Linked DNA regions of Homo sapiens: region 1 is linked to region 2. The links are chromatin loops, found by intact Hi-C in ENCODE. Cell type or tissue: chondrocyte. All regions are shown on one strand. Each heading gives the region's core, and the rest is flanking DNA. Links, peaks and the distances in the headings are about the cores only.

Evidence for each region. Hi-C counts contacts between places; a loop is a spot of excess contacts. Peaks named below come from ENCODE experiments on the same cell type or tissue, not always from the same donor. Only the 100,000 strongest peaks of a DNase experiment are listed, where the experiment ranks them.
Region 1: a loop joins it to region 2, with 5 times the contacts of the local background. A loop is called at or near these places in 3 of 110 quality-filtered maps.

What each region holds. Positions count from the first base shown.
Region 1 is chr16:73,933,764-73,950,475 of GRCh38, reverse strand. LOC124903721 (a long non-coding RNA gene) reads right to left here and starts at 9,473. Exons shown (of 2, transcript XR_007065118.1): 1 at 9,383-9,473; 2 at 8,693-9,064. It also overlaps the pseudogene RPSAP56. In chondrocyte, for the core only: no CTCF peak of the experiment used is centred there; no DNase peak of the experiment used is centred there.
Region 2 is chr16:73,883,141-73,899,852 of GRCh38, reverse strand. It overlaps a transcript of ZFHX3 not described here. Among named protein-coding and RNA genes, the nearest start is that of PSMD7-DT, 320 kb to the left of the region's middle. In chondrocyte, for the core only: no CTCF peak of the experiment used is centred there; no DNase peak of the experiment used is centred there.

The DNA.
Region 1 (16,712 bases), core at 3,177-11,176, 51 kb before region 2:
GCCCACCTCAGCCTCCCAAAGCGCTGGGATTACAGGCATGAGCCACCACGCCCGGCCTGCCTGCGACTCTATTTCTAACATGCTCCATGGTGGTACTGATGCTGCCAATCTGTGACCCATATTGGGAGTTTCTAAGATGTGGATCATCTAGGCACACAGTGCATTAGTGAGCAATGTATTAGATAACAGTACTTCCCCATAGCCTCAGGAAGCAGAACCATGTTGTTTTCTCCGTGAGGCTATATCTAAATTGTTTCAGAACAGTTAACCTATGAAGCATACCATTTACTGGTTGTTCTGACTATATGGCATAAAACAACCAGAGTGACAGGTTTGAGTTTTAGCAGAATTAGCAAGTTAGACTGGTTTCACGCACCCATAATGATAGCCTGCTTTAGATAGCAGAGGCATAAGAAATGGTATCCAAGCATCAGAAACTCAGCAGTGCTTAGAACAGAAGGCACATACCAGCTTATAAATTCTTGTTTCATTCCAACTAAAGCCCATAAATTGTGTGTGTGTGTTTGTGTTTGTAGGTCCAATGTTACTCTGTTTCTAACTGCACTTCTGTTGTCTATTTCCTTATAACATGTAATCGGAGAAGAGCTGGCAAAAGGCAATCTTTCCCATGTGCTCCTACTCACAAAGATTTCACAATTTGATGATGACTCACACATCTGCATGGAAAAATATGCTACTACCCTCAGCTGCAGTAGTTTATGCCTTTCGCTCATCTAGAATGATTACCCAGAAGTATGTAATAGTCACCTAATGGGGAGCAGGTGTGAGAAGAAACAGTCATTTTGAACAAAGGGAATGGACGTACATTGCAGCATGAAGGATTTAGGTTAGACATCCACTCGCGGGGAGAATTCTCTTCTGTCAGCAAGAGCAGTGAAACACTGGGATACGGGATGAAAGCAGAGTTGTGGCACATTCTCAGGGCATTTGAAAAGAAAAGGCCAGGTGGTTTGATTTCAATGCTTTCTGAACTGCTCCTCTCAGAGGGAGGCGAATGAATTCTGTGATGGCTGAGGATCATTTTCAGTTCTGTGATTCATGAGCTCCGAGTTCTGGGGACATCTGATTAAAAACCAAGTCAAAGAGCCGCATATTCCAGAGGTCCTTTCTGATCATCCTGATTGATACCGGGATTTCATTTTTGGCATGGTGAGGGTGGCCAATAAGTATTTGTTAAGACCAATTTTGTATAATGTCTTTTTCTTTGGATGATTTTTTACCTGCATCTTCAATGGTCATAGAAATGGTCTTTCCTAGGGGTTTAAAACGTATTGCAAGTAGAGTATCATCTGGAATACTCAAGAGATCCAAAAAGCCATCAGACATTCTTTCTCTCCGTATTATTTGGAATCGTCCAACTTTTAACAGGCTGTACAATTGTCCTTTATTTTCCTTTCTAATTGGAATTTCAACTAGGAATGCCTGTAGGTATTGAATGCCCTCACTTCAAATGACTTGCTGCACTAGGCAATGATAAAGGATGCCCATACATTGGCCCAAAATTGCTACACTGCCATCATTTTTGGTACGATACCATATTAAAACCTATGTCTTGAGAGACAGTGACAGTGCCTAAAAATAATGGAGATGAGATTTTCCCAGCTTTTCGGAGGATCCTGAAAATAAAATACTACTTGCCTTCTAAGTGACGAATGATATCTTCTTATAAACAGCATCGTAAGATCACACACACATACACATACCCACGAAAATCACATAAAGATGAGAAATGGGCATTTGAGTTTCTAGTGAATATTTTCTAGATCCATGGGTGAGCAGCAGTGGATGTGCAGTGAAATTCACAGCAGGCAGATGGGAACGTGGAGAAATTCTACAAACCTTTGGGAGCCAGACAGCTCCAACCTCAAGAAGGTAAGTAATCTTCCAGCTTCTCAAAGCAACAATAAGGAAGGTGGAAACAAGAAGATGGGGAACTTTCTAATCAGCAATGACAGGCCTACATTTTCAAGATTGTTGTGTGTGGGGATTTATGTACCCAGATTCCATACCTTTTTCCTATTGTTCTCTCTGTTCCTACCACAGAATCAATCCCGCCATGAGCTGAGTAATCTATCAGTCAGGATCTCGAGGAGAAAACTTTATTCTGTCGTGGTGATCGTTCTTGGTTATTAAATCCAAGTTAGCTAAAACTAAGCCAACACAACAATTTTTTCTCATCCTCTCATCTGATTACTAGACCAGTGAGATGGATTAGTATTTGGAAAGAAAGATGAAAACTTCGTCCCTAGAACATTTTTCTTATTCCACAAAGTCCCAGCAATTTGGACTTCATGGATCATTAAATTTCAAAATGTTGCCAATTAAAATTTTTCCAAGAAAGATGTGTCCCAGTGAAAAAACAAAACGCAGAAAGCAAACAGAAAATAAATCAACCGTCACATATTGTAATCATCCCTTCATAAAAGAGATTTGAATACTGAAAGTATAGGGAGGAGATAATCTTAGAATAAACAATTATTTGTCTGCATGTTAAACAAATTTAACTTGGTGAAGGCTGGTGAAAGTTTCATCATGGACCAGCCCTGGCCAACTGATTGGGATTTGGGAACTCCTTCCACAAAATCAGCTGCTTTTTGAGAAGTCCATTTGCTTGAGGGGTTGGGGTGATTTCTGAAGATCCCTGGGACTTCGTTGGTGGTCTTTGCTGATGAGACAGATATGCTATCAGAACCTAGAAACATTGGAATATTTTTACAAAACTGTCCTCATAAGTGAAAGTTCACATCATTTTGACTGAGCCATGCTTGAAGAATTTCCCAGTACCTAGTTTATTTTTTTTATTGTTTCCCTAAGATGTAGTGATTCTATGACCCTTGAAAAGGTAAGAAAGATCGGGAGGCTGAGGCAGGAGAATTGCTTTAACCTGGGAGGCAGAGGTTGCAGTGAGCTGAGATTGCGCTGTTGCACTCCAGCCTGGGCAACAAGAGCGAAATCCAGTCTCAAAAAAAAATGATATATATATATATGTGTATATATATATATATACACATATATATATATATACATATATATATATACGTATATATATATATACATATATATATATACATATATATATATGACAAAAAATTATATATATATATGACAAAAAATTATATATATATACATATATGACAAAACCTGCTTTTTTGAGGAAGTCACATTACATTGAATCTCAACTTCTTTTTTCTGTTGTTATAAACATGAGATGACTTAGCGATTTCACTGCAGAAACTTACGCATCACAATGCTTGAAATCAGAGATCTTCCTATTCCTATTTTATAACTCCAAGTGTTAATTCATAACTCCTCTTACTACTGTGTAATGTGTAAAGCTTTCTGAACCATGAGGACTTGGTTGAGAGGAAATGAAATGAATACCAATACTTGAAAACTGAAAACAAGTTATGAATGCCTAGGCTAGTCCAAGCTTTGTGTGCATACCTTCCATTTTATACTGCACTTATGTATAATAGTCCAATTTTTCTCCTAGATTTTGTGTTTGGAAACAAATGCTGGGGATGAGGTAAGCGTCCCAGGACCAACCTCCATGTCAGTGTTACAACCATTTGTAGAAATTGTTCTACGTAAGAAAGACTGAGCCTGACTTGGTAGGAATCGCATAGCATGGTACAGGAGGGGAGACTTGAAGAATATTTTATAGGGAAGTGGGGGTAGGGAAGGGCCCGGGGAAGGGATTCAAGTTGAAACGCAGATGTCTGAGAGAGGGTATAACAGAACCCAGGAGTGGAAAATTGAGGAAGATGACAGAGTTGAAAGGTACAACAGTAATTCAGATAAAACTTTATGGATTTCCTTCCAGCATTATATGGATTGCAGTTGGAGCGAAGTCATTGGTTTTGTGTGTAATGGGTTCCATAGCCGTTAGGAGATGCCAGATGTGTGTGTGTATTGTGTTCTTTGGATAGACAGTGCTAATGAGAGCCTGCACGTGTTCACTTTCCTACATTTGCGATCAGCTACAGCTTTACGGGGTGCAGGCCTCATAAGGGCCTCTTCTGGGTTCACTGCAATGGGGACTCTCCTATTGTTGTGCTGTGATAATTTGGCAAAGAAGATGATGGTTAAGGCATTTGCTGACTTAAATATTACATAGGCATTACTCAGAGAAAGCCTGCTCCACTTTCAGGCTGGGAACCCTGGAAACTGTTTTGTCTTTCTTGATTCAACCTTTATAGTGTGTACTGCATTGGCTTAAAGGAAAATTAAAAAGGTCAAGCATCGTTGAGTTGACCTTAAAGGAGTAGACAATTAATCTAAAGATCACAGTGTAGTCCTTTTATTAAGCTCATTTTTGTTTGCTTTTGTTTTTTGGGCCAGGTATTCTAAGGCATTAAAATACTTGGGTCTTGGTAATACTGTTTCTTTTCTCCACTCGTGTTAATACAGATATTAAGTCTAATAGTATCTACTTAGCATAAACAAGAAGATAAAAATGATTTCTATGATTGAAATGTTTGTTATTTAGCATTAAGCATCTTCCTACTCCCATGCGTTTTGCATTTTAATCCACTCAGTGCTTGGTTTGGGGATTGCTAGATTAGTTTTAATCCCCTGTCTAATAGTGGAGTAGTGGTGAGATTTATTGCACAGGCAGGGTTTGGCTCTTGGATTTAAGAGGGCTCACGTGCACTCTTCATGCATATTAAATTTGGGAAACCACCGGTTCAGTATAAAAGGTTGGGGAGACATCCTTTATCTCAGAATGGTTCTCTTTAGGCACACAAAGTGCAGGCGGCATTTATTACATTATTGAAAAGAAAATTGATTACAAGTGTTTCTCTCTTTTGGGTTCAGACTAATGTTCTCAGAATCTGTTCTTTTTTTTTCCTTTTTCCTCTTAAAAATGTGCTCCACCATCATTTCAAAGCATTCTGCCTGTTTTCTTTATTTCTTGGGAAGCCAGCTCCGAGGGAAAGATAAATACCTTATTAGGTAATGGGTTCTTCCCAAGAAAAATGGCAAGGGTTGAGTACTTCCCAACCAGGGGAATAAATATTTTCAGAAACCACATAAAAATAGGTTAGTTCACTGTTCCTGGGGAACCTAATAATAGCCAAAATTTCTGCATACTGATGGAAAAACGTTTTGTTTTGAAGATTGGAGGTTTATTATTATTTCAACATTTTCTATGTTTCACATGATGTGAAAATAAAAAATGTAAGATTCTTGTTAACGGAAAACTTAAAATCAGAATACCGTGGCTTTTTTTGTGTGATGAATGAGTAAAAGAAATGCTAGAGCACAACTTTTGTGTTAGTGTAAATTTTCTTCCTTTGTTCCTCTGAAGTAATTTCACTTTAGGGAAAAGAATGGGGTGCATTATGTAGTAACTGATAAATAGACAGGTGCTGGGAACGACTTGGGTTATGAGGTGGAAATTCAGATATTTATGATGTCAAAATACCATCCAATCTTTTGAATGAATCTTACCCACAGAACTTGAACTTGCATGTGATGAATTTAACCTGCGACCCAAGAAATCTTATTTAGTTTGTATTTCAAGGCTGTTTTTCTCCCCATTAAGGTCTGATCCTCTTATGCAAGTAGTCATTAGTCTCCCAATAAAAACAAAGAGGTGCTTAAATGAAGGAAAAACAGCTCAGCTTAAAGAGCTATAATTTATTTATTTTTCCTCACAGTATTCTTTTTTGAATTTTTTTTTTTTTTAATTTTACTTTAAGTTCTGGGATACATGTGCTGAAAGTGTAGATTTGTTACATAGGTATATATGTGCCATGGTGGTTTGATGCACCTATCAACCCACCATCTAGGTTTTAAGCCCGCATGCATTATGCATTTGTTCTAATGCTCTCCCTCCCCTTTCCCCCTATCCCCCAACAGGCCCTGGTGTGTGATATTCCCCTCCCTGTGTCCATGGTCTAGAACTAGAAACACTGTTTGTCCCAGCAATCCCATTACTGGGTATATAGCCAAAGAGCCATACTTTAAATTAACAAAACAATGTTTCCTCTTTATGATTTGACAATTCAAAAGAGCCTTCTGTGTTCTTTAATTTTTCTTTCAAACTTTGGCTTTTGGTCGTGTTTCCAAATTTATATTTATTAAATCTGTTCGGTGCTAGCTGTGAATATAAGTAACTCAAAGTCAGTGTAATCGATTTCCTTGAGAGAAAAGAACAAGAAATAAACACATTCTCTTGGAATGTTACTAATGCTATGATTTGAAATGCCGCTGAACGTGACTTTTAATATATACAGTTAATAATCTAAATAAATGGACTTTATAGTAATTTCACAAAATTTGGACCCCAGTCTGGCTTTTTAACATCTCTAAGTATCAGGTGTAAATAAGCTGTTGAATTGGATATTCTCTAAGGTACCTTTGGGCTTCAAGGTTCTGTGATCCTATGAGCTCATGTCAGACAGAAAGCTACAAACCTATTAACTTTCTGTTTTGAAAACTCAGCCAAGTTAAGTTTTGAAATATTGCCTTCATATTGAATAAAACATTAATATAATAATACTTTCTTTTGCATTTCATTCCCCAGCCAAATGCCAGCTCTACGAGGACAGGAACATTGTCTGTCTTGTTCGTTGTTGCTTTCCCAGAGCTTGGACTAGGTCTGTGACATGTCACATTTAATAAGTGAAAAAAATTAATGGATGGATTGCTCTACAGAGAAGAGATATTCAAGTCACTTCTGAATAAGTTCTCAGACAACAACTTCTTGTGTATAGTCGTGTACCACATGATGTTTACTTCAACAGCAGACTGCTATGTGATGGTGGTTCTGTAAGATTATATCGGAACTGAAAAATTCCTATTACCTAGTGATGTCTTAGCCATCCTAAAGTCATAGGGTAGTGCATTACCTTTTCTATGTTTAGATAAACAAATACCATTGTTTTACAGTTGCCTACAGAATTCAGTATAGTGACACACTCAACAGGGTTATAGTATAGGAGCAATAGGCTATACCATATAGCCTAGGTGTATAGTAGGCTGTACCATCTAGGTTTGTATAAGTACATGTTCACACGATGACAAAATTGCCTAATGACTAATTCCTCAGAACATACTCGTATCTGTAAGCAATGTATGACTATGTTCTGTAGAATTAGGGAATGCAGCTGGGTGGGGTGGCTCACGCCTGTAATCCCAGCACGTTGGGAGGCCGAGGTGGGCGGATCACCTGAGGTCGAGAGTTCGAGACCAGCCTGACCAACATGGAGAAACTCCGTCTCTACTAAAAATACAGAATTAGCCGGGTGTGGTGGCGCATGCCTATAATCCCAGCTACTTGGGAGGCTGAGGCAGGAGAATCACTTGAACCCCGGAGGCAGAGGTTGCGGTGAGCCAAGATTGCGCCATTGCACTCCAGCCTGGGCAACAAGAGCGAAACTCTGTCTCAAAAAAAAAAAAAAATTAAGGGAATGTGTTCTTTTAAACAGTAAGGAATGAAATTCGTGGTCAGCCAGAGTATAAACAAGGTTATGGAAGTAGAGTGGGGAGGAAGGGTTTGAATCTGGGAGTCAAAATTGGGTACAGTATATTTCCATAATGTATATGTGTATATATGTATATATATAATAACATTATACATTATATGAAGCGTATATGTATATATAAATAAAATGTAATGAAATCACAGAGATAAGGCAGCAAAATGAACATTTTAGACATTCTTGAGAAAACATTTTAGATGGCTATTTCTGTTTAAAAATAACATAAATATACCATAGAGCAGCACTTTTCAAATTTAAGGTGCATGTGGATCACCTGGGTATCTTATGAAAATGCAGAATCTGATTTGGTAAGTTTTGTGGGGGCGGCACAAGAGTCTGCGTTTTTAAAAAATTCCCAAATGATGCTAATATAGCCGGTCCATGACCACATTTAGAATAGCAAGTCTTGGCCAGCTGCAGTGGCTCGCGCCTGTAATCCCAGCACTTTGGGAGGCTGAGGCGAGCGAATCACCTGAGGTTGAGAGTCAAGACCAGCCTCACCAACATGGAGAAACCCCGTCTCCACTAAAAATACAAAATTAGCCGGTTGTGGTGGCGCATGCCTATAATCCCAGCTACTTGGGAGGCTGAGGCAGGAGAATCGCTTGAACCCGAGAGGCGGAGGTTGCGGTACGCCGAGATTGCACCATTGCACTCCAGCCTGGGCAACAAGAGTGAAACTCTATCTCAAAACAAACAAACAAACAAACAAACAAACAGAATAGCAAGGCTCTAGGAAACTTACAAAGTGCCATTTATGTATGCTTTCATTAAAATCAACGAGAAAATCCCATCACCATTTCAAAGCCATATGAAACACATCTCCTCCAAGAACCTTTCGTCTATAAATCACCGAAATATTTACTGTGCATCTGCTATTCAAGATCAGTAACTATGCTAGTTTCTTTGTCTATTTTAATTCTTATGCTGTATTATAGTTAGAGGGCATCTGTTTGTTATTCACCATGAACTCTTTTAGAGCAGGGATTGTATCTTAAATAATTACTTGTCTAATCTCAAAGTTCATAATTTTTTGGCAGCACCGGGAATATAACTTGCTGTACTAGAGCTATAACACACTATGAAGTATGAAAAGAGCACTTTTTAAAATTGTGAAACATGCATATAAAAGAATATAAAATTATGTATATGTGGAACTTAAATATGACTAATACAACAAATACCCATGTATCCATTTTATTTATGTGTGTACACTCTTCCCTGTCCCCTGGAGGTGGCCATTATCTTTCACTAATTCTTCCTTTGATTTTATATAAATTTGTATAATACATATATGTATCCATAAACAATGTATGACTTGGTTTTGCATGGTTTTTTGCACTTTATATAAATAAAATTACGCTTTTCCGCACTACCTACAGAGGTGTCCATACAGCGTTGTTCTGGATTCCCGTCGTAACTTAAAGGGAAACTTTCGCAATGTCTGGAGCCCCTGATGTCCTGCAAATGAAGGAGGAGGATGTCCTTCAGTTCCTTGCAGCAGGAACCCACTTAGGTGGCACCAAACTTGACTTCCAGATGGAACAGTACATCTATAAAAGGAAAAGTGATGGCATCTACATCATAAATCTGAAGAGGACCTGGGAGAAGCTTCCGTTGGCAGCTCGTGCCATTGTTGCCATTGAAAACCCTGGTGATGTCAGTGTTATATCCTCCTGGAATACTGGCCAGAGGGCCATGCTGAAGTTTGCTGCTGCCACTGGAGCCACTCCAATTGCTGACCGCTTTACTCCTGGAACCTTCACTAACTAGATCCAGGCAGCCTTCCCGGAGCCACCGCTTCTTGTGCTTACTGAACCCAGGGCTGACCACCAGCCTCTCACGGAGGCATCTTATGTTAACCTACCTACCATTGCTCTGTGTAACACAGATTCTCCTCTGTGCTGTGTGGACATTGCCATCCCATGCAACAACAAGGGAGCTCACTCAGTGGGTTTGATGTGGTAGATGCCGGCTCGGGAAGTTTTGCGCATGCGTGACACCATTTCCCATGAACACCCCTGGGAGGTCATGCCTCAGCTCTGCTTCTACAGAGATCCTGAAGAGATTGAAAAAGAAGAGCAGGCTGCTGCTGAAAAGGCAGTGACCAAGGAGGAATTTCAGGGTGAATGGACTGCTCCAGCTCCTGAGTTCACTGCTACTCAGCCTGAGGTTACAGACTGGTCTGAAGGTGTGCAGGTGCCCTCTGTGCCTATTCAGCAGTTCCCTACTGAAGACTGGAGCACTCACCCTGCCACGGAAGACTGGTCTGCAGCTCCCACTGCTCAGGCCACTGAATGGGTAGGAGCAACCACTGAATGGTCTTAAGCTGTCCCTGCATGGGCTCTTAAGCAACATGGAAAAATGGTTGATGGAAAATAAACATCAGTTTCTCAAATAAATAAATAAATAAGTAAAATTACATGGCATGTATTCTTCTGTAAAGTGCTTCATTTTTTAACAATATATTTTTGAGATTCATTGATGTTGCTGCATGCAGCTAATAATTCACTCAAGTTAATTGCTGTATGTTATTCCATTTTATTAATAGACCACAATTTATCCCTTCTACTGTTAATAGTCATTTGGATTTTTTTGTTATTCATACCAAAATACTCCTGTACATGTCTTTTGGTTACATACGCAAGGGTTTCTCTAAGGCACATGTAGAAATGAGCTCCTACATCATAGAGTCTGGACACCAACTTTACTAGATAATGCCAAACTTTTTTTTTTTTTCCCTAAGATGGTTGCACTACTTAACATTCATACTAGCAGAAGAGAGTTTCCTATTCTTTTAAAAAATTAATTTTGGTAAACATATGCATAACATACAATTTACCATCTTAACCATTTAAGTGTGGAGTTGAGTAATATTAAGTATATTCACATTGTTGTTTAACTAGTCTCTAGAACTTCTTCCTCCTATGAGACCAAAAGTCTATACCCATAAGATGATAACTCTCCCTTTCTTCCTGCTGCCTGCCCCTGGCAACTGCCATTCTACTTTTTGCTTCAATTAATTTAATTACTGTAAATACCTCATATAAGTAGAATCATGGTATTTGTCTTTTCGTGACAGTTTTATAGGTTTCATTCGTGTTATAGCATATGTAAGAATTTCCTTTTTTAAGGCTGAATAATATTCCATTGTATGTATCTACCATGTTTTGTTTATCCATTCATCCATTGACTTGGTTCTTCTGATACTTGGGTGCTTCCACTTTTAGCTGTTACAAATAATGCTACTGTGAACATGGATGACCAATATCTCTTTCAGATTGTACTTTCAGTTCTTTTAGATATATATCCAGAAGTGGAGTTGCTGGATCCTATGCTAACTCTATTTTTTTGAGGAACTGCCATAACCATCTACCATAGTGGCTTCACCATTTTACATTTCCACTAACAGTGCACAGGGGTTGTAAATTTTTCATATTCTTTTTGATGGTAGCCATTCTGATGGGTGTAAGGTGATAACTCGTTGTTTTGATTTGCATTTTTCTAATGATTAATAATATTGAACATCTTTTCAATAATTGTGTGTCTTCTTCGGAGAAATGTCTATTTAACTCCTTTGCCCATTTAAAAATCAGGTTGTGTGGGTTTTGTTGTTGTTGTGGAGTTACAGAGTCCTTTATTCTGAATATTAACCCCTTAACATATAGGTGATTTGTAAATATTTTCTCCCATTTGGTAGGTTGTCTTTCACTCTGTTGTGTCCTTTGTACAGATGTTTTATATTTTGATGTAATCCAATTTATCTACCTTGACTTTCGTTGCTTGTGCTTTTGGTATCATATTTAATCATTGCCCAATCCAATTTTATGAAGTTTTCCTTTCTGTTTTTTTCTAAGAGTTTTATGGTTTGAGGTCTTATAATTCATTTCGAATTTTGTCTATGTTGTAAAGTAATGCTCTAACTTAATTTTTTTTGCATGTGGATTTCTAGTTTTTCTAACACCACTTGTTGAAAAAACTATTCTTTCACCATTGAATGGATTTAGCATCCTTGTCAAAAATCATTTGATTGTATATGCAAGAGTTTATTTCTGAGCATTCTATTCTATCTCATTGGTCTATATGTCTCTTTATGCCAAGACCACACTGTTTTGATAACCATAGCTCTCTAGCAAGTTTTGAAATCAGAAAGTGTGAAACCTCCAATGTTGCTCTTCTTCTTAAAGATTGTTTTGGTTGGCCGGGCATGGTGGCTTATGCCTGTAATCCCAGCACTTTGGGAGGCCCATGCAGGCAGATCATGAGGTCAAGAGATCGAGACCATCCTGGCCAACATGGAGAAACCCTGTCTCTACTAAAAATACAAAAATTAGCTGGGTACGGTGGCACGTGCCTGTAGCCCCAGCTGCTTGGGAGGCTGTGGCAGAAGAATTGATTGAACCTGGGAGCAGAGGTTGCAGTGAGCTGACTGCACTCCAGCTTGGCAACAGAGTGAGACTCCGTCTCAAAAAAAAAAAAAAAAAAAAAAAAAAAAGATTGTTTTGGCTATTCAGGGTTTTGAGACCCTGAGTATAAATTTTAGGTGGTTTTTGTATTTCTGAAAAAAATACGCCATTGGGATTTTGGTAGGAAGTATATTGACCCTGTAGATTGTTTTAACAATATTAAGTCTTAACAATCCGTGAACGCGGGATGACTTTCCATTTATTTGTGTTGTCTTTAATTTCTTTCAGCAGTGCCTTTGAGTTTTCAGTGTATAAGTCCTCTGCTTCCTTGGTTAAATTCATTCCTAAGTATTTTGCTCTTTTTGATGCTACTGTATATAAAATTGTTTTCTTAATTTCCTTTTCTGATTGTTCAACTGTTTATAGAAACACAACTGATTTTTGTGTGTTGATTTTATATCCTGCAACTTTGAAGTTAACTAGTTCTAACAGTTTGTATGTGTAGGCACATGTGCACACGTGAAGTTAACTAGTTCTAACAGTTTGTATGTGTAGGCATGTGTGCACACGTGTAATCTTTAGGGTATTCTACATATAAGATCATGTTGTCTGCAAGCAGGGACAATTTTCTTTCCTTTCCAATTTGGATGCCTTTTATTTTTTTTTCTTGCTCAGTTGCTCTGGCTAGGAGTTCTAATATACAACATAACACTTCTATTAATATGTTGAGTAGAAGTGGCAAAACTGAGCATCCTCATCTTGGTCTTGATCTTAGAGGAAAAAAAGTTCAGTCTTTCATCACTGAGTATGTTAGCTATGAGCTTTTCATACATGAACTTTATTATATTGAGATAGTTTCCTTATATCCAGAGTTTATTGAATATTTTTATCTTGAAAGGATGTTGCATTTTGTCAGATTTTTTTTCACATTGAGCTGGTCATATGTTTTTTCCCATCATTACGTCAATGCTTCATATGTTCTACCCAGTTCCTAGTTGTATATAGTAGAGGGAAGCACAAGTCTGATAACAAGCATTCTACATGGCTGGAAGCCTCTAGATGTTGATTTTTTTCCAAATATCTTTAAAAATGTCTACTCACTGTTAATGATTAACATCTTGGATTCAGTTTTTTAACCAAGTATACTTGGTTATAGTTCAGTTACATGTACATGTCTTTTGGTTACATACGCAAGGGTTTCTCTAAGGCATATGTAGAAATGAGCTCCTACATCATAGAGTTTGGACACCAACTTTACTAGATAATGCCAAACTTTTTTTTTTTTCTAAGATGGCTGCACTACTTAACATTCATACTAGCAGAAGAGAGTTTCCTATTCTTTTAAAAAATTAATTTTGGTAAACATATGCATAACATACAATTTACCATCTTAACCATTTAAGTGTGGAGTTCAGTAATATTAAGTATATTCACATTGTTGTGCAACTATTCTCTAGAAATTCTTCCTCCTATGAGACCAAAAGTCTATACCCATAAGATGATAACTCTCCCTTTCTTCCTTGGTTATATTTCTATCATCATCTGTTTTGTATTTCTCTTGCTATTTCCTTTCTCCTTTTACCTTCCTTCCTTGCCTTATCTTCTGATTGTTTGAACTTTGTTGTTGCTGTCCATTTGTGTAGTTAAATAATATCTTAATCTTCTCTCCAAGTCATTGTTCTTACAACTCTTATCTTGTTCCTCAAAAGTCATGTACAATCATTGTCAAAATAGTTTAATTCTACCTTTTGTTGTTAGTACCACAGTTTATACATCATCATCATCGGTATGAATACTTTTATGGACATTATTTGTTTGCATTTACGTTCATGTTTCTTTTTATTTGCTTACCATTTATTTTTGTATCTCAAGCCTCCTTTCTGGGGTTATTTTCCTTCTTCTTGAAGGGCATACTTTTTTTTTTTTTTTCTTTTGAAACGGAGTCTCGCTCTGTCACCTGGGCTGGAGCGCAGCTCACTGCAACCTCCACCTCCCAGGTTCAAGCAATTCTCCTGCCTCAGCCTCCCGAGTAGCTGGGACTACAGGCATGTGCCAACACGCCCGGCTAATTTTTTGTATTTTTAGTAGAGATGGGGTTTCACCGTGTTAGCCAGGATGGTCTTGATCTCCTGACCTCGTGATCCACCCGCCTTGGCCTCCCAAAGTGCTGGGTTTACAGGCGTGAGCCACTGCACCCGGCTGGGCATACTTTTTTGATAGGAGAATTATCACGTTTTACTGAAACATACTAAAAAAGACATTGACAAATGGAAGTGTGGTTCTTGGATTTAAAAAATCAGTACTTTACAGATTCTTAAAAATATTTAAGTTGATGTATGAATTCAGTACAATCCCAATTAGAATCACAATCATTTTTTCAATACAAGTTAAAAAAATGTAAATTAAAAAAATGTCCAGCTTTTATTTAAAGTTTAGGGGTACATGTGCAGGATGTACAGGTTTGTTACATGGGTAAACATGTGCCATGGTGGTTTGCTGCACAGATCATCCCATCACCTAGGTATTAAGCCCAGCATCCATTAGCTATTCTTTCAGATGCTCTCCCTCCTCCCACCCCCCAACCCTTTGACAGACCCAAGTGTGTGCTTTTCCCCCACCACGTATGTACTTGTGGTTTCGTCATTCAGCTTCCACTTATAAGTGAGAACATGCGGTATGTGATTTTCTTTTCCTGCATTAGTTTGCTGAGGATAATGGCTTCCAGCTCCATCCATGTCCCTCCAAAGGACATGATCACACTCCTTGTTATGACTGCATAGCATTCCATGATGTATATGTATCACATTTTCTTTATCCAGTCTATCATTGATGGGCATTTAGGTTGACTCCATATCTTTGCTATTGTGAATAGCGCTGCAGGAAACATGTGTGCATGTATCTTTGTAATACGATGATTTATGTTCCTTTGGGTATATACCCAGTAATGGGATTGCTGGGTCAAATGGTATTTCTGCCTCTAGGTTTTCAAGGAATCACCACACTGTCTTCTATAATGGTTGAACTAATTTACACTGTCACCAACAGTGTAAAAGCATTCATTTTTCTCCATGACCTTGCCAGCATCTGTTGTTTTTTGACTTTTTGGTAATATCCATCCTGACCGACGTGAGATGGTATCTCATTGTGGTTTTGATTTGCATTTCTGTAATGATCAGTGATGTTTGAGCTTTTTTTTCACATGTTTAGCCACATGTATGTCATCTTTTGAGAACTGTCTGTTCATGTCCTTTGCCCACTTTTTAATGGTGTTGTTTTTTTTCTTGTAAATTTAAGTTCTTTGTAGATTCTAGATATTACACCTTTGTCAGATGGATAGATTGAAAAAATTTTCTCCCATTCTGTAGGTTGTCTGTTTTCTCTGAGTTTCTTTTGCTGTGCGGAAGCTCTTTGGTTTAGTTAGATCCCATTTGCCAATTTTTGCTTTTGTTGCAATTGCTTTTGATGTCTTTGTCATGAAATCTTTGCCCGTGCCTATGTCCTGAATGGTATTGCCTAGATTTTCTTCTAGGGTATTTATAGTTTGAGGTTTTACATTTAAGGTTTTAATCCATCTTGAGTTAATTTTTGTATAAGGTGTAAGGAAGGGGTTCAGTTTCAATCTTCTGCCTATGGCTAGCCAGTTCAGCACCATTTATTAAATAGGGAATCCTTTCCCCATTGCTTGTTTTTGCCAGGTTTGTTGAATTTCAGATGGTTGTAGGTGTGTAGTCTTATTTCTGAGTTCTCTGTTCTGTTCCCTTGGTCTATGTGTCTGTAACCAGTACCATGCTGTTTTGGTTACTGTAGCCTTATAGTATAGTTTGAAGTCAGGTAGCATGATCCCTCCATCTTTGTTCTTTTTTCTTAGGATTGTCTTGGCTATATGGGCTATTATTTTTATTCCATATGAATTTTAAAATAGTTTTTTTCTCATTCTGTGAAGAATGTCAATGGTAGTTTAATGGGAATAGCATTGAATCTATAAATTACTTAGGGCAGTATGACCATTGTTACGATACAGATTCTTCCTATCCGTGAGCATGGAATGTTTTTCCATTTGTTTGTATCATCTCTGATTTCTTTCATCAGTGGTTTATAGTTCTCCTCGAAGAGGTCCTTCACTTCCTTTCTTAGCTGTATTCCTAGCTGTATTTTATTCTTTTCGTGGCAATTATGAATGGGAGTTCATTCATGATTTGGCTCTGGGCTTGCCTGTTGTTGGTGTATAGGAATGCTAGCAATTTTCGCACATTGATTTTTGTATCCTGAGATTTTGCTGAAGTTGCTTATCAGCCTAAGAAGCTATTGGTTTGAGACAATGGGGTTTCCTAGATATCAGATCATGTTATTTGCTCACTAAGATAGTTTGACTTTCTTCCTATTTGAATACCCTTTATTTCTTTCTCTTGCCTGACTGAAGGGCATACTTTTAGAAGTTCCTTATACAGGCCAGGCGTAGTGGCTCATGCCTGTAATCCGAGCACTTTGGGAGGCCGAGGCGGGTGGATCATGAGGTCAGGAGTTCGAGACCAGCTTGGCCAAGATGGTTAAACCCCGTCTCTACTAAAAATACAAAAATCAGCCGGGCGCAGTGGCGGGTGCCTGTAATCCCAGTTACTTGGGAGACTGAGGCAGGAGAATCACTTGAACCCAGGAGACGGAGGTTGCAGTGTGCACTCCAGCCTGGGCGACAAAACAAGACTCCGTCTCAAAATAATAATAATAATAATAATAATAATAATAATAATAATAATAATTGTTTCATTACTTTGAAACATTATTCTCTTTATCTCTT
Region 2 (16,712 bases), core at 3,663-11,662:
AAAATGGATATATCTGCTATTCTGACTGTATATAGAGTTGATTTAAAAAACAAACAAACAAACAAAAAACAACAACAAACCTGAACCATAGACATCTAGCCATCTTTGTTACAAAGGGTAGTGATTCCCAAACATTTAAGAACTGAGATAACTGCAAATTATCTAGCTCAGCAAAAGAAACTTCAAAGGCAAGACCCTAACCAAATATGTCAATTGGTATTCTGTGTTTTTCTGAGACGGAGTCTCACTCTGTTGCCTAGGCTGGAGTGAATGGCATGATCTTGGCTTACTGCAACCTCTGGCTTCTGGGTTGAAGCGATTCTCCTGCCTCAATCTCCCAAGTAGCTGGGATTACAGGTGCCCACCACCACAACTGGCTAATTTTTCTATTTTTAGTAGAGATGGGGTTTCACCGTGTTGGCCAGGCTGGTCTCGAACTCCTGACCTCAGGTGATCCGCCTGCCTTGCCCTCCCAAAATGCTGGGATTACAGGCATCAGCCACCGTTCCTGGCCAGAATTGATACTTTATAACTTAGGTCATTTTATTGCTAATTTAGTTGTTTTCTAAGCTTCTCAAAAATACCTTAATTCTATTAGTAAATTTTTACTCTATGGCATTGGTTCATCTTGAAAACAAACTCTGCGTGTATGTGTGTTTAAATAGTAATTTTATTTGAAGGGGCAAACGAAACTGCCTAAGAACCCTAGGACAGAGCTAGCTCTGCCAGTTATGATATCAGACATCTTCGAGAAGTCATTGTCTCTGAGCCTCAATTCTTATATCTATAAAATGGAACAAATATTACCTGATCTGCCTCTTCAGGGAGTTAGTTGTGAGTTTACTGCACTTTGAAAGGGTGAAACTGAAGTACATACACCTTGATATCATACTATATACAGGCCACAAATCTGAATCAGAGAAAAATTTAAAATTTATGTGTTTGGAATCATTAAGATTCTCTAATTCTTTCATTTCTATTGTACAGCTCCACCCATTATTCCATCCTTCAATTGCGTTATTAGAAAAGTTATTATAGATTTGGATCAGCAAACTGCAGGCTTAGTCCTGCCTACCACTTTTTTTTGTGAAGAAAGTTTTATGAGAACACAGCCATGCTCCATGGATTATGTATATTCTATGGCTGCTGTTTCATTATGAGAGTGGTTGAATAGTTGTGAGGAAGACTGTATGGCTTGCAAACCCTAAAACATTCACTGTCTGACTCTTTACAGAAAAATGTTGCTACCCCTCTAAAGTCCAGGACCAATTATAATCCACTTTTTGGGAACCTACATCCTTGATAGATATTAATTTAAGATCCAAACTATCACATAAAGAACTAGGTGACCCCTGTTAATAAGGCTGCAACCTTACCCCTTCTCCTCGGATCCGTAAGTCCAGAGATGTGGATGTCTTGAGGTCTTGTTGCTTTTCTTTATTCTGTCACTGGCTTGATTCTTTGAAAGTATATTCTTGGTGACTTGAGTGATATTACTGAAAATTTTGGTTAGAAATTGAGGCACATTTTAAATCTAGTTGGTTACCAGTATATAACAGTGTGTGTAGGCTACTGTCTCCCAATGGTTGAGGCTCAAATGGCCTGTTGGAGAAAGTAAATTACTAACCCAGCAAATAGACAATGTGGAAATGTAAGACACAGTGGATAAGTTCACATTTTAAATGCATTTATCTATTTTTCCCATTTCCAGATTTTCATCTGTTTAAATTTTTAGGCTTGATATGCTATATTCAGGTGAATTGGAAGTATCTAGTGTGAGAGATGGGGAATTTAGCAGTCTCTGCAAGTTTACTTTCTACTAATTTAGAAAAGTCAGAGGTGTCTCATTTAAAATATAGAATTTTAGAGCTAAAGTAGACCTCAGAGATCAGCATTTCCCAACCTTTTTTGACCCATAGACCATTTTCATAGTAATTTATAATCTTGTCAACCCTCTTAGGAATTTTAAAAATCAGTTCATCATTTTTGTATGGTATGAAACGGTAATTTTAAGTGAAAACTATTTTATCTTGGATTAGTACATTATTAAGAATTGTATTATAATTTGCTTTTAGGACAGTCATTAATGATAGCATTTGTAAACAAATATTGCCTTTTTTAAGTTAATGAAAATACTTTAAAAATTTACCTAAAAGACATTATAAAGGGAAAAAGTATGAATTGTTTAAAAAAAAAGAATGTGACATTATTTTCATATGTCATTTTGGAATTGAAATGTGGGTTAGTATAAAAAGGCAAAAATTGCTTTCATGATGTGATATCTGAAATTCTCAGATATTATGCTATAAAATTAATTTATTTAAAAAAATTTTGTATTTGTGCTTTAAACAATGCGATCAGGGCGGTGTGGGGTTTCCCTTCTCTAAAGAAATAGTATTGACGGAAAATGTTAGTGAAAGCCAAATTAAATACAATTTTGTGGGTTGTATGTGTATATATACATATGTATACATACATATAGTTCGTTTTAAAGTTTTTCAAGTAATAGAGTCGTATGTTGATATATAAGAATTTTGATCAGATAGATGTCTCCTGTGAACATCTGGAAGCAATTTGGCACAATTCTTACTATTTTAATCTCCTCATGAAGCTTCATTTCTTTTTTCTTTTCTTTTTTTTATAGGCAAGGTCTTAGTCTGTTGCACAGCCTGGAGTGCAGTGGTATGATCATTGCTCACTGCAGCCTCAAACTCCTGGACTCAAATGATCCTCCCGCCTGAGCCTCCTGAGTAGCTAGGACTACAGGCACGAGTGCTAGTATGCCTGGCTATTTTTATTTTATTTTGTAGAGACAGAGACTTGCTATTTGCCCAGGCTGGTCTCAAACTCCCAGGCTCAAGCCATCCTCCTGCCTTGACCTCCCTGAGCCACTGTGCCTGGCCATTCATTTCAATACGCTCCCTACTTTATTTTTCGGCTTCTGGTATTAAACAAAGTTCCATAACGATTATGTACTGCATTGCACATGACGAGGAATAAGATAACTCATGACCCAATAATGGTTGAGGACCCATGGGGCTGATGGACCTTTCAGGGCACACACCTCTCCTCACCACTGACCTCATGCTCATACCACGTAGGCTGGGAGGCTCTTGAGCGCTTCCATTTTAAAAGGAAAGAGTATTTCAATATTATTTCATTTATTTATCTTACAAAGAAGTAGAACCATGTTATTGACAAGAGTTCCACATTTTATTCATTTTATGTTCAAGGAAAATAGAGCCAAGAGACGTTAAATGATATTCACAAGTTCACATAGTAGCTTAATGGTTGAGCCAGACCACAGCTCAGACTTCCCCTAAGAGCACCATTTGTATATTTTGACAGTACCGCCTTGCATCTTGGCCCCTGCCTGTGTGTGATTATATAGTGGTACTATGCCCTGCACAAAGCAAGCAGAGTAGTCCTGGTTCTGCTTTTTAACTAGTAACTCATAAATTAATTCACTCAACAACATACATTGTGTTTGAAAGCTGTTATTCAGCAGAGGGAAGCCTGTCCATTTATTTCTTAGGTGTCTCTTGAGATGTTGATTCTTCATGTGCCTTCCTTTATGATATACTAATATTCTAATGGTAATTATTTATGTTTAAGTCCAATCACAGCAAATACCTATTCCATGGAAATCACTTGGTAACAAAGGGTATTGAACCTGAACTAGTACACCATTTATTGGAGGCAAGTCATTGCCTGAATAAGTTTACAAAATAATGAAAGAACTTGGAGTTTTTGCTAAGTAGACACGATTTCTCTAAAACACTACAGAATAGTTTGTTTAAACCAGTAGTATAAATTTAGACAGGATTAAACAGAGTCTTTGGTAGGATATGGTCTCTGTAGGTCAGTCAGGTAGAATTCATTCAAGATATGTGTCCTTTTTTTTTTTTTTTTTGAGACTCTGTCGCCAGGCTTGAGTGCAATGGCGTGATCTCGGCTCACTGCAACCTCCGCCTCCCAAGTTCAAGTGATTCTCCTGCCTCAGCCTCCTGGGTAGCTAGGACTACTGGCGTGCGCCGCCATGCCCAGCTAATTTTTGTGTTTTTAGTAAAAACAAGGTTTCACCATGTTGGCCAGGATGGTCTCAATTTCTTGACTTCGTGATCTGCCCGCTCGGCCTCCCAAAGTGCTGGGATTACAGGCATGAGCCACCGCACCCAGCCAAGATATGTGTCCATTTCTAAAGTTGCTTTGGTCATGATTGCTATAAAGAAAGGATCTCTGGGTGTCTTCAATTGATTGATCGTTGACTGTTCATTCAGCATATGTAAGCCTGTGTGCTCTTGGGCTATGTCATGAGGCAAGCATCTCAGGGATGCTTTTGGGGGACTGGATGGCTGAGGGTATCTCCTGTCTTCCATCCCTTTAGGACCTGCTAATATCAAGCTCCTCAAGCAAACTAAATTATTATGGGAAGACTAAAACACATCCTTAAACAATATGTAAAACCCCTAAAAGTTTACACTCCTTTGCATGATTAAGGGCCATAAAGTTCTTTTTTTTTTTTTTTTTTTTTTTTTTTTTTAAGATGGTGTCTTACTCTGTTGCCCAGGCTGGAGTGCAGTGGTGCAATCTCGGCTCACTGCAACCTCCACCTCCCAGGTTCAAGTGATTCTCGTGCCTCAGTCTCCTGAGTAGTCGGGACTACAGGTGTGAGCCACCACGCCCAGATAATTTTTGTATTTTTAGTACAGATGGAGATTTGTCATGTTGGCCAGGCTGGTCTCGAACTCCTGACCTCATGATCCGCCCACCTCGGCCTCCCAAAGTGCTGGGATTATAGGTATGAGCCACCGCACCCGGCCAAGAACCATAAAGTTCTAGTGGGAAACTCGGTTACAGAGTCTTATTCATGAAAAAGTTACAGATGATGCCCCACCTACAGTAACACAGTGCCATGCTGAACTTACTACCCAGCTTCAGCAACTCTGAAGAATATTTCCTATTCTTTGACCCCCAGATGGAGTAAGGAGAGTGGGGAGAGGAAAGAGAATAGAGAAATAAATTCAGGCTTTTCTTGCCTTTCTTCTTCTGTCTCAGTGGGAGTCACCCACGGCAGATTATTCACGTGACTGTGTTGTAAATCGTAGGTTTTTAATATCTGAACTACTGAGTACAAGCATAACATTTAAATAAAAATAATGCAGTTATTTATCTTCACCAAATCTAGAGAATGAGAGCTGTCTCTTTAATAAGGTAATGGGGTAGTAAATTTCAAGCTGAGGTAGGCAGTAACAAAGAGAGTGATCTCGGTACTGCCCTAATGTCAGTGGAGTGGCTTAGGAGAACACCTTATTAGTTCTAACAGGCTGGTTAGCGCGGGGTCACCTCTCTGCCTCCATCTTTCCCAGCAGGGTCACTCATCTCTGGGCTATATTTGGGAGCAAAGAAGTGAGGGGGAGGGGAAGGAATATATTTAGTGCTTCTTGCATCTCCCCAGCATTTAGAGCTATTTATTTTTATTTGTTGTCCAATTGTGTTATTCTGTCTCTCCTCCTCTCTCCCTCTCTCTCCCCATTCTCTCTCTCTTTCCCTAGCTGCTCCATCTTCTCCCTCTGTAATATGTCTCTCTGCATCCTCTGTGTTGAGTGGAAGCAGAAGCCCTAGCAATATTTCCCCTTTTTTATTATTATTTTTTTCAGTTTCAGAAATCATCCAAAATAAGTGTCATTTATACATCTGTATTTGAGTGAGTGTTTACATTGCTAAAAACATGAACTGGGAGAGGCCCAGCATTGCTAAGCTTCCAGTTCACATGATTAGCCGAGAGAAATAGGAGGGCAGAGAGATACCCGTAGATATACCTTTTCCTGTCTTAAAAAATTGAGATTGATCACATTTTTGAATTGTGTAAATCAATAGAATAGTGTAAATCAATCGCTGTTTAGAATTGTGCTTAATATGTTTTCATAAAAGAAAAAGATGATCTAACTATCCCCTTTTTAAACATATATTTTTTTCTGCTGTCTTTGTGTTTTTTTTTTGTTTGTTTGTTTCCCATCATAGCTACCAACATCAACCCTTTCTCCTCCCCAGCCCCCAACCCCCATTCTCCATCCAAAAACGAATGCAAAGAAATACTATTAGGCTGTCTGGTTATGTATTTTTTATGAGGCCATACAAGACGCTGGCTGACCCCTTGCAGCTCATGTTATAAGCACACTGAAGATGCTTTTCATTTGGGTTTTTCTTTTCAGCCTGGATGACCTCTATTAAAAAAAAAAAAATAAGGCAGGGGTGGGGTAGTGGGAAAAGGCCTAATATGTGACCCCAGGGACTAGTCGCTTCAAGAATTACATTTAATTCTTATGATAATATTGAAATATAATGTTCCTGGGTCTAATGTTTTGGTTATTTTCTCTTTCTCTTTATTTCAGGGACTCATTGATGAGTCTTGTCATAGATAGTTTTCATCAATTTTGGGTACTGAGCTATAACTCATGCACTAGGGTCAGATTCTTAAAATTACCTTTTTCCCTCCTCTCAGAATTCAGGTCATGAATACAAAACATTTCTCTTCTCATAGTTTCTCTGAGAGACACAGAGAAATTAATTTTTCTAATGTGTGTCTGCCAAGAGTTCTGTTTCAAATAAAGAAACAATTTTTATTTTGGCATTTCCTTAACCCACCCTCAGCAACTGACCCCCAAGTTCTTTATTTATTGGTGTAAAGGCGAACGTCTTTTTAACTCCTTCCTTCCTTTCTTCCTTTCCCTGCAAGGTCAATTGTAGATATATTACAGTGTTCTCTCATATGTGATATGTGCTGTGATTTAAATAATGAACCACATTTAGGTCTTTGTGCAGGGTACATATAGATGCTGTAATTCCTGTTTTCACATTCCTCTTACAATTACTGTGCTTTTTATAATGCCCATATTAGTTATTTAATGTCTACTTACATAAATATTAAGGAGCTTATGACTTCACCATAAAAATGTTTTTCTTCCCTCTTTTACAGTGAAACATGCTTCCTACTATTCAAGTTTAGGATTCAAAACCAATTTGTAAATGTATCCCTCTGGCCAGGTTTTAGAATTATATTCCTGTTAAAGTTTCTTAGGCCATCAGATGTCTTTGTGTCTTTGCTAGTTGAAATGAACAGGTTGAGAAATGGAATTAAACTCCATGCCATTCATTGTAGTTGGAAAATGTTTTTATTCCTTTCACTTAACAGACCATCACTTAATTTCTTTGAATCAGCTGCTGTTCATCAGTGTTGCCGCATCTTGCTTGTCTTCGAAGGCAGGTTCCTTGGAGGGACAGTAACATTTCACCGGAGCTAATAAAGTCAATTAGGATAATATTATACAGTAGGCCACTAGAAAATAAGGTGTATTTTGCACCAATCATTCTATGTTTTAAATCCATACCAGCTGTACTTCGTAAGGAATATGTAGAAAGAGCTATTATTTGTGACATCAGCTTGCATATATATATATATTTAATTGCAATTTTTCTTTTTCTTCCTTTTTTTTTTTAAGTTGTTGCAAGAAAAAAAAAGCCAGAAAATTTGTGGACATGTTCACACATTTTCAATACCACGAAAGTACTGGTGAAAACTGATCAAAGCTGGGAAATTCATTGCAGTAGCTGGAACCCCATCTCGAGTCAGTCCCTTATTACCCAGGTATTGCCACAAATGTGATTCAGCAAATAAAGCCCCTAGCTCGCTGCCTGGCCCCCTCTGCAACCAGGGAGCAGCAAAGTGGATCCGCAATGGGGTTTTCAGAAGGACTCATAATTTTTCTACATTTGCTTGCACCACAATCTGAACATTTTTGACATCTGGCTTACTGGTGAAAACATACATATGTCTCTGTGTATACATATAAGTACATATATTTTTGTCTTTGTCAGTCATTGTATGTGAGAGGGATGTTTTAAAACAGAGTCTCCAGGTTCTCCTTTGTAAAGCATTAAGCTGTGACCCTCCTCCTTTCTTCCCTCCCCCTGTAGCCCTGGACTTCATGATGCTTCCTTGACTGCTAGCTTAACATGGAGTTGTCTTTTTTATTTTTTTTATAAACCCAGTCACAACACAGAAAGAGGAGGAGGAAGAGAGAGAGAGAGAGAGAGAGAGAGAGAGAGAGAGAACTAAAAACCCTGAAGGATGGTTCTCAAAAATTCTAAAGGAACCACAGGGAATTCCTTTTAAGAGCAACAGAAAGCAAGCTAGCTGAGGTAAGGTAGATGTGGACAGCTTTTCTTTTCTTCTCTTTTCTTCCTTCTGTCTCTTTCTGCGTGTGTCTTTCTCTCTCTCCATGCCCCCTCCCTTTTCATATTCTCTCTCTTTCCCTTTACATTCATATGTCCTCTCTCCCCCTCTCTCTCCCTCTCCTTCCTTCTCAGTAGCTGTTTTCTTTATGGATCGGGGAGGGTAGGAGGGTGGGGGAGCTACCTAACTTCTTCCCTGCTTAAGCAATCTGAGAACGGAACTCATGTGAATATGCAAATAGGACTGCCTGGGCCGCGTTGCTGACACGTGTATGTGTGTATCTTTCTCCCCACCTCCCTGTCTTAGCGTCTGATCTTCAACAGATTGCTGTTGTTTCTTGTGATCACCAGCACAGCGTGCTGGAAAGAGAGCTGGGGGGAGAGGTGGGGATTGGAGGGAATGCTGTGGGGCTGGGAGGCAGGAAATCATGACATGATTGCTGTGACTTTTTTATATTAATGTGTGGCTTTTTTCTAGCTCATTTGCATGTCAAAGTGGCAGAGGTGTGAGGGCAGAGATTAGTATGGAGATGACATAATGATGCAATGAATTAAATGTGATCACTTCTCTGAGCGGGGGTGAGGTGGAGGGGGGGAGCGGCGAGGTGGGGTAGGGGGAAGCCAGCAAGACAGACGGAGTGAGAGAGGGAGAGGGGAGCGCCTCTTCTGATCTGCACCACACAGTTGATTGATGTCACCAGCTCACAGAATGCATCTCTTTATTGTGATGATGGTGATGGTGGTGGTGGTGATGCTGATTGCGATGATTACACTTATCGTTAGTGTGAAATTTGAATTTTAAGTGGTCAGTGCCGGAGCCCTAGCGCACGTGATTATTTGGTCCATCAGTGCAAACCCTTTACTGTCAAAATTTAACACGGCTCCACGTTTGCTTTTATTTAAATAGGACGATGTAACGTACAGGAAAGAGAAGATGACTAATTTGTGATATTACGCAGTGGGCTGGGATACCAAGGCTTTTCATTGTAGCTTCAGTTCTGTGTTTGAGTATGCAAAAGAGAAAAAGAAGGGACCAGATTAAAAATATTTTTATTATGACAAAAAATTAAAAAACCGAATCTTTCACTAGATCGGTTGGGTGGCAAAGGTTTCAACCGTTGACAATAAAGAAAATGCAATTTCATCTCTGACATTCAGTGTTATCTCCCTTTAATAACAAAACCAAACGAGAATGATTGCTGAACAAAGCAAATTCTCAGGCGGCTAGTTGCAGGTCTGAATGCAGGAGTAAAAATGGAACATTCGCTGCCCCCTACCCCTTTTGGCTATTTTGTATGCAACACCTGCAAATGTGCACAGAGTCGTTGTAAAAGGGGAAGAAGGGAGAGGTTTTTTTTTGTTGTTTTTTTTTTTTTTGGTTTTTTTTTTACACTCTTACAATTACAAGAAGAAAAAATTTAACAACGAAGTACAAAGGTTTTTAGATGTCATAGATTTATTTATTTTAGAAGTCAAATTCGCTCTGCCTGCCAGTAAGTTTTCTCCGAGTCTTGTCTACTACTTCTTTGGGAGAATGGACTTCCTAGAGTATAGACAAATCAGTATAGAAATTTAGGACTAATTGTTATGTGTGCAATAACCCTGATGATATAAATGAGCACTTAAGAATCCACAGAACATCACTAACATTAATTTATTGAAAAAGAAAATCCAAAGCAACTCCATTAGTTTTTCCCTGTTATTGTTAAGGACTTTAAATGGATTTCCTAATTGGATAATTTTATTCACAAGAATAATACACAAATGGAAAATAAGCCCTGGCTCTGGGGGCGGGGATGGGATTGGCCTACAGAAAGGAGAAGAGTCAGTAGAAGGGTGAGCCGCTGTCAACTTCAAGAAAACCTGCACTCAGGAGAAGGGTGAGGGCACAGAGAATAGCTCCTGTGTGTGAGAATTAACCCATACACTGGGGTCCGGTAGGCAGTGGGTGTTTTAAGCATGTTCAAACAACAGCGCATGAATCCACTTGCCTCCTTTGGATGATACTTAAAACAATGCGGTTCATTATTGCCCCTCTTTGATCATAGGTACTTCACCCTAAGTTTTCCTAAGATGCAACTTCCCATGTTTGTTCGCCTTTTTCCATTCTCTGTCATCACATCGTTGGCATTTTCTGTCCACCAAGTTCATTCTCTGGGAGATGCACTGGGGCTTGCATCACTTCTCTTCCCCTTCCCAGATGAAGGCAGCTGTGCTGACTCTAGCCTGGGTCTCACTGAACACTGTGCACGGATACTATTAATAGAAAAGCATATCGTGTCCCATTCTTACACCCTTTGCCTGCCAAAAACATGGAATGAATCGAGACAGTCAGTGGAAAGTTCTGGAGCGCGGGTCTGGCGCAGCTTCCTTCCTGCACAGCCGCACCTGTGTCCTTATTCCCATCTGTCCCCAGGTAGCACTGTGGCCTCTTCTAAGACCGGCTTTCTCCTTGCCTTAGTCTTCTATGCCAATAAAGAAGAAAGGCAGGGATGAGGATTGTTACTATTGATCTGCCCAAGGGGATCATTAGGCATCCGTATCAATCTACAAATCAGTGGGCCTGTGTTACTAGCTTGGGCAGTCATTGCCAATTTGTTTCTATTAGATGGTGGAGCCTGGAGGTGTTTGATGAGCAGATTGGGTCTTTATCTCAGCACTGGAGAGTATGCGGGCTTGCTACCAGACAGCAGAGGTTTACAGGATTTTTTGGGGGGGTGGTAGGGGGCGGGCGTTGGGGGAACAGGGATCCTTCCCGGTTTTTTTTTAGCCTGAAATCTGTCTGCACCTTAACTAGACCTCCAAGGTGGACCCCAGCCTCTCTGAATTGTTTCTGCTTACACTTAGCCCCCACATCACAGCCGCCAGCCCAGACATCCACCCGGAAAGCTGCCCACAGAAGTATCTTCTTGAGTATTCTTTTGTTATCGTTTTCAGAATCGGCATCTGAACAATTGAAATGTAAACATTTTTCTTTTCCCTCCTCCAGTTCCTGAACTAGGAGCAGTGTATTTACTGTGGAGCAGGTGACATTTTTAGCTGATATTTTCTCTGTAGTTCAATTAGATAAAGTAAAAGTTAAAGCTCCAGGTAATTTTGTTTGGGAAATCCTATTTACCTTTTCTCCTTGAATTGAAATCTAGAAGAAATGTGTTGCCACACCCATCTTTATTATTATTACTATTTTTTTAATCTTTACAAATCATCTTTGTCTCTCATCTTGGGCTTCGAGAGAGCAACAACTATGGCAAAAGCCGTATTCCCTCGCAAGCATGTAGATCTGAAAAATAAAAATTATGTTTCCGTGGGGGGAAGGGGAGGGAAAAAGGATAATGAATGAATGAGCACAATTTATGCCGTTACCGCTGCTAGCATGACATTTCTTCTTCATTATTTTGTGAAAACCTCAACTTCTAACCTAGTTTTACTCATTCCTGACGTGAGCATTATTCAGTACAAATACCTGTCCATTGCCAGGCCTCGGTGATGCTCCTAGAGACATTTGAGCTTTATAGCTTGCGGTAGGGAGAGGAAGACGGAGGTGGGCTGATGCAGATGGAAAGGAGGGGCCCCGTTGCATCCACTTCCTGGGAGCTGTTTTTATCTTGCTGCTGAGTTTGTTACTTGTGAATAATAAACCGTTCCTCCCAGCTGGGAGTGGGTCAAATAGTCCAACCTAAGATGAGGACTTAGCACTTATATCTTCTCTTGAAATTTGCTCATCATTCCAAAGAGGTGGAAAAGTTTGTTTTTTTAAAAAAAATTCAGATTTTAAGTGTTGAAAATGAGATAGAACTCTGGGTGCATTGAACACGAATTTCTAAGTGATTTTGGGCTGTTTTAAGTTACCCAACATACTTTATTAACAAAAAAAAGTGTGTGTGTTACTTTAGAAAACTTTAAAATTATTATTACTATTTATTAGTTTGTGTTTACCTTTTCTCACCTGTGTATTTTTTTTAAATTTTTTGGTTTCTTCCTGGCCCCAAATCCAATTCATCTACTCTAAAGAAGCATTCACTTCATTCCATCTGACAAGAGCCTGCTTTTTTTTGTTGTTGCCGTGGTGTAGTTCACAGAACTTCACAGAAACACATCTGTGTGGAGTACATCATTTTGGAAGTTAAACCATTTTAATCTATCATAAACCAGACATCCAGTTAGCTTTCATCTTTATAGAACATGTATAGAAATCGATTTGGAGTAGACTCAGAGGAATGTTTTAAGAGTTTGTTTTGCAAATATTTATAAACCTTTTTCTTTGGAGCACAGGCCATTTTAGAATGGTCACCATACTATTAAGACTAGAGTTCATTTTGAGGAAGATCCTGCCAAAATCTCTCGTTTGTTTTATCTCGAGGCCTGGGAGTTCAAATTTGCTTTGCCGCCAACACGCTGTCACAGCTAGAGATCTCTGTGAATAAGGTGATATTTTGTTAATTTATTTTATAATCCTTAGCATATATTAATCCTAGCATCTCCCAATTTTATTAATCCTTACCATCGCCCAATCCCAATTTTTTGAAAGGAGAACTTTACAGTGAGTGAAACAAACAACTCAGGTGACCATATGGATTTTTGACTGAAGGCAGAAGGTGGATCTTTTTGCATTCCTCTTCCAGAGAGCAGCGGAAACCCTTCATTTTCTCATCACCTAAGGGCTTATTACTTAAGGATGTGGACAGTATGTTGCAACTTTATAGAAACTTTTAATCAGTGACAGACTGGTCCTTCAGCTAGGACATTTATAGTTCCCAATTCACCTAACCCAGTTGCTAAGGATACTGTGTTGATTTCTTTCACAGTGATAGAAAACATGTTTATTTCTTAATACACTGTTTGTTTATCTCCCCATACATCTCCCTGATTTTCCTTGTTTTATTTTGTGTGGCTTTGCATGTGCCATTTCTCCACAAAACAATTGATACATTCTCCTCACGCTGTTGTGAGGCGAAAAAACTCTCTAGATTAATGGTCAGTGTCGCTCACACGCACATTTGTGTTGTGATACTACAGAGGAGCTGCGAATTACTGACAAGATCTAGAATAATTCCTAATGCTGTCGAAGGCTTCATTTTCTCCTCGGCATGATGGATGAGGCATAAGAAGTGCTTTCTGAGATTATTATGTGCGTCATTCTGTTAAGTGTTATTAAAGTCCGTCTGTCTTAGGCAGCAGAAATATCTTCGCCCTTATTTTGCTCCTGTGTTTAAAAACGGTAACTGCAGATCCCTTTCTTTCAAATGTAAGCTTTTTTGAGGTTATCTGACTGTTAATTTGTGTCCTCAAATAATGGGAATGGTGTTTTTTTTTCCCTCTTAAAATTTGATAATATTAATCCATAAACGAATTCTGGTTTATTTTTAAATATTTAATTTATAGTAAATGCTTTAGAAATGCATTTTATTTTTTAAAAAAGGAAGTAACAGAATTTGAGGTGTAGGTTTCAATCTGTAACTTCAAACAGATTTAATAGTCTTTTATTTTCTGGGCTCCAATTATTTTAAAAGTCATTGACGATTTGTTACCTTGAATGGATTGTGTAAGGTTCAGGATTAATTTGAATTTGATGAATATTACATTGAATTCCTCCCTATAGGCAGATGTATTCAGAGGTGACAGTATACAGGCATATGGATGGAAAGGAAAACTTCGCTCTAACATTTGGTCAGGGAAAGTTTGTTTATAAACTGTACATTTGGAGGGCAAATTTCCCTCAGTCAGGGGGGTACTTACTGCTTTTTGATGGGCGTGGGTGCATCAGGGTCTGGGAGTGAAAGTGACTTGCAGTGTTTAACAGGGCAGTGAAGGGGAAATTACAGATGGCTCATATTATATCTCCAGCAATTTCACTGAAACAGCAGAATTTACTTTTAAGGTTTGTAACCTCCTTTTAAGTCACAGATTTTCCCAAACCCTGTGATAATAAAATACAATCTACTTTACGGAATGCTTTTATTATTATTCAGTAGCCCTTCTCCCATCACCTTTTTTTGTTACTGTTTTTGAACAGTTTGGTGGGAGCATCTTTAGACCCCTGGAGGCTGATCCACGGAAAAATGAAACAAACAAAAAGAAGTAGATCATCACACTTTCTTAGAAAACACCACTTCCCCTTTTCAGAGATTCAGTGAGATCTAGAAAGGCTCATTTTGATACTTCTAATAGAATTATATAAGTATAATGCACAGCTGGGATAAGCTCAGCCATCCACAGCGCAGCTAGTTTTTGAACATTTAATTTTATATTTGAATAATTCTCCAGATCGGGCTATAATCATGAATGTCATATAAAAAGTTTTTTAAAAATAAATTACATTATTTCACAGATGTGCAAATACTTCTGAGAAAAAAATTACATTGATCAGTTTTTAATACCCCCCTGTCTCACCCTTCAGTCAAAGGGAAAAATAGGTTTTTTTCCCATCTTTGTCTTCAGAAAGGTGCTAGATTGTAAACATCTGAAGGAAATGAAAGGGGGTTGGCCAGTCCACCCCAAACTCTTTCCAGATTTTCAATCCTTTCAGCAGCAGACTTCAGTTTTCAGAAAAGAGGGAGGGTCTGGGTGGGGGGAAAGAAAGGGGATGTCTCTGTTTATTATTAAAATTTAAAGCGAAAAGCATTGCTATAACTGGCTAATTTTGAATCTACCAAGTTAGAGGGCTTGAACAACAGGAGGCAACATTTAGGTAATGTGTATTATGCTGATTTGGAAAAGATAAGGCATTTGCAGCTAATTAAGTTCTAATTCTGGGAAGAGGACAATAAACAATAGATGACTATCATTACTTTTATTGTTTCTGAAACAATAGCATGTGGATATTTAATTCAAAAACTATTCAGATAAACAGGGTCATTTTTACTTAGGCAGAAAGATTCTTATTCTTTGTAGAGTGTTTCTGAAGCATAGTCTATTTATTACAGTTTAAATAAAGGCATTTCGGAATGTCTGTGTTTTGCGAATAAAGACTCTGAAAGCCACCACTGAAGCTGTCAACCGTGGTCATTTCGGGAATAGTCATCTGTGGTTGGAAACACCACTGGTACTCAGGGCTGAATGAACAAAGTGCTTTTGAATCCAAAACAAACAATTTAATTAAAAGTCTAAACTGCATGATTTTTCCATGTTTCTTTTGTTAACAGCTCCAACCAAGTCATATGGCATGGCCTCCACACTCCTGTAAGATTTGGGTATTTGATATGTTGTCTTAAAGATATCCTGAAAGTGGAAAAAATTGCATTAGCATTTAGTCCATGGATAATAATTTGGTTAAGCTACAGTTTTTCAGGACTTCTTTATTGGCCCACATAACCAATTTTTTTTTTAACCAAAACACTGAGCATAATATACAAAAATAAAACAAGGTGTTGTATTCAGATCAGTAGGTACAAAATCATAATTGCCCCTTTGTCTTCCAGAAACCATACAGGCCTGATACACAATGAGAAAAATAATCTAAAATGTTGGGTTTATTTTCAATATGCGAGTAGTATAAAAATATGCAAGCTCTGATCACAGTGTGCTGGAAACTACTTCACAAAAATGTGTAACGAAAGCTGTTACTCTATGTGTGGTTCACGTATTGGGACAGCTGTGACAGCCTGGTACAGTTTAACACTTGTTCAATTATAAGAAAAAGAAGGGAACTTGATTTAGATAAGAATCTCAAATAATCCTTGAAATTTCCAAAGTAACTTCTCCTTCTGATCAAAATTGTAGCTTTCTCCAAGTTTCTCCCCTTCTCTTTTCCTATATTTTGTGTCCTACTCACTTATGGAGACCTTGGCAGTAAGAGGCACCCTTGACTTGACCACCTCATCCTTCTAACCTTTGCTTATCTTTAGTTCTCACAGGGGCTGGGTTATAGCTATGTGCAAATTATTTCATATTTTAGGTGTCTTTTTTATAAAAATATTCACTTAGGAAATCCCTAAGGAATCATCTAGTAGCTGGCCACACTTTTCCAAAACATGTCTGTTTGTTTTCAGGTGATTTTTACCGCGCCTTTCTGGCAGATGTATTTTTGTACACGGAAGAAAGGCTGATACTGAGGTTGGTAGCAAACCTTAAGTTCTGAGAATGTGTGCACATGTCATTGTTGTCTGTAGCAACTGATTGATGTGGTTGCATTGTGCGTGTGTGTGATTGTATGTATATATCATGTCCACATTATAAATACATATTCATATACACACACACACACACACACACACACACATATATATGGCTTATGTGCTACTGTGTTTATGCACCAGCTAAACTCATTCCTGGAGTAACAGAATACACAGAGAACATAGGCTGCCAGACGTCAAATTCCTTTTGTTTAGCTGAACTTTGTATTTTCTAAGCTGAGTTGTTTCTGCAGTTTGTTATGTATGTAGAGTTTCATGTGTTAATACTGCATATTTTGAATGACATATTAATAATGTTTTCTTGATGTTCTAAAAAGTCAGCATCTTAATGTCATTCTGAAATTG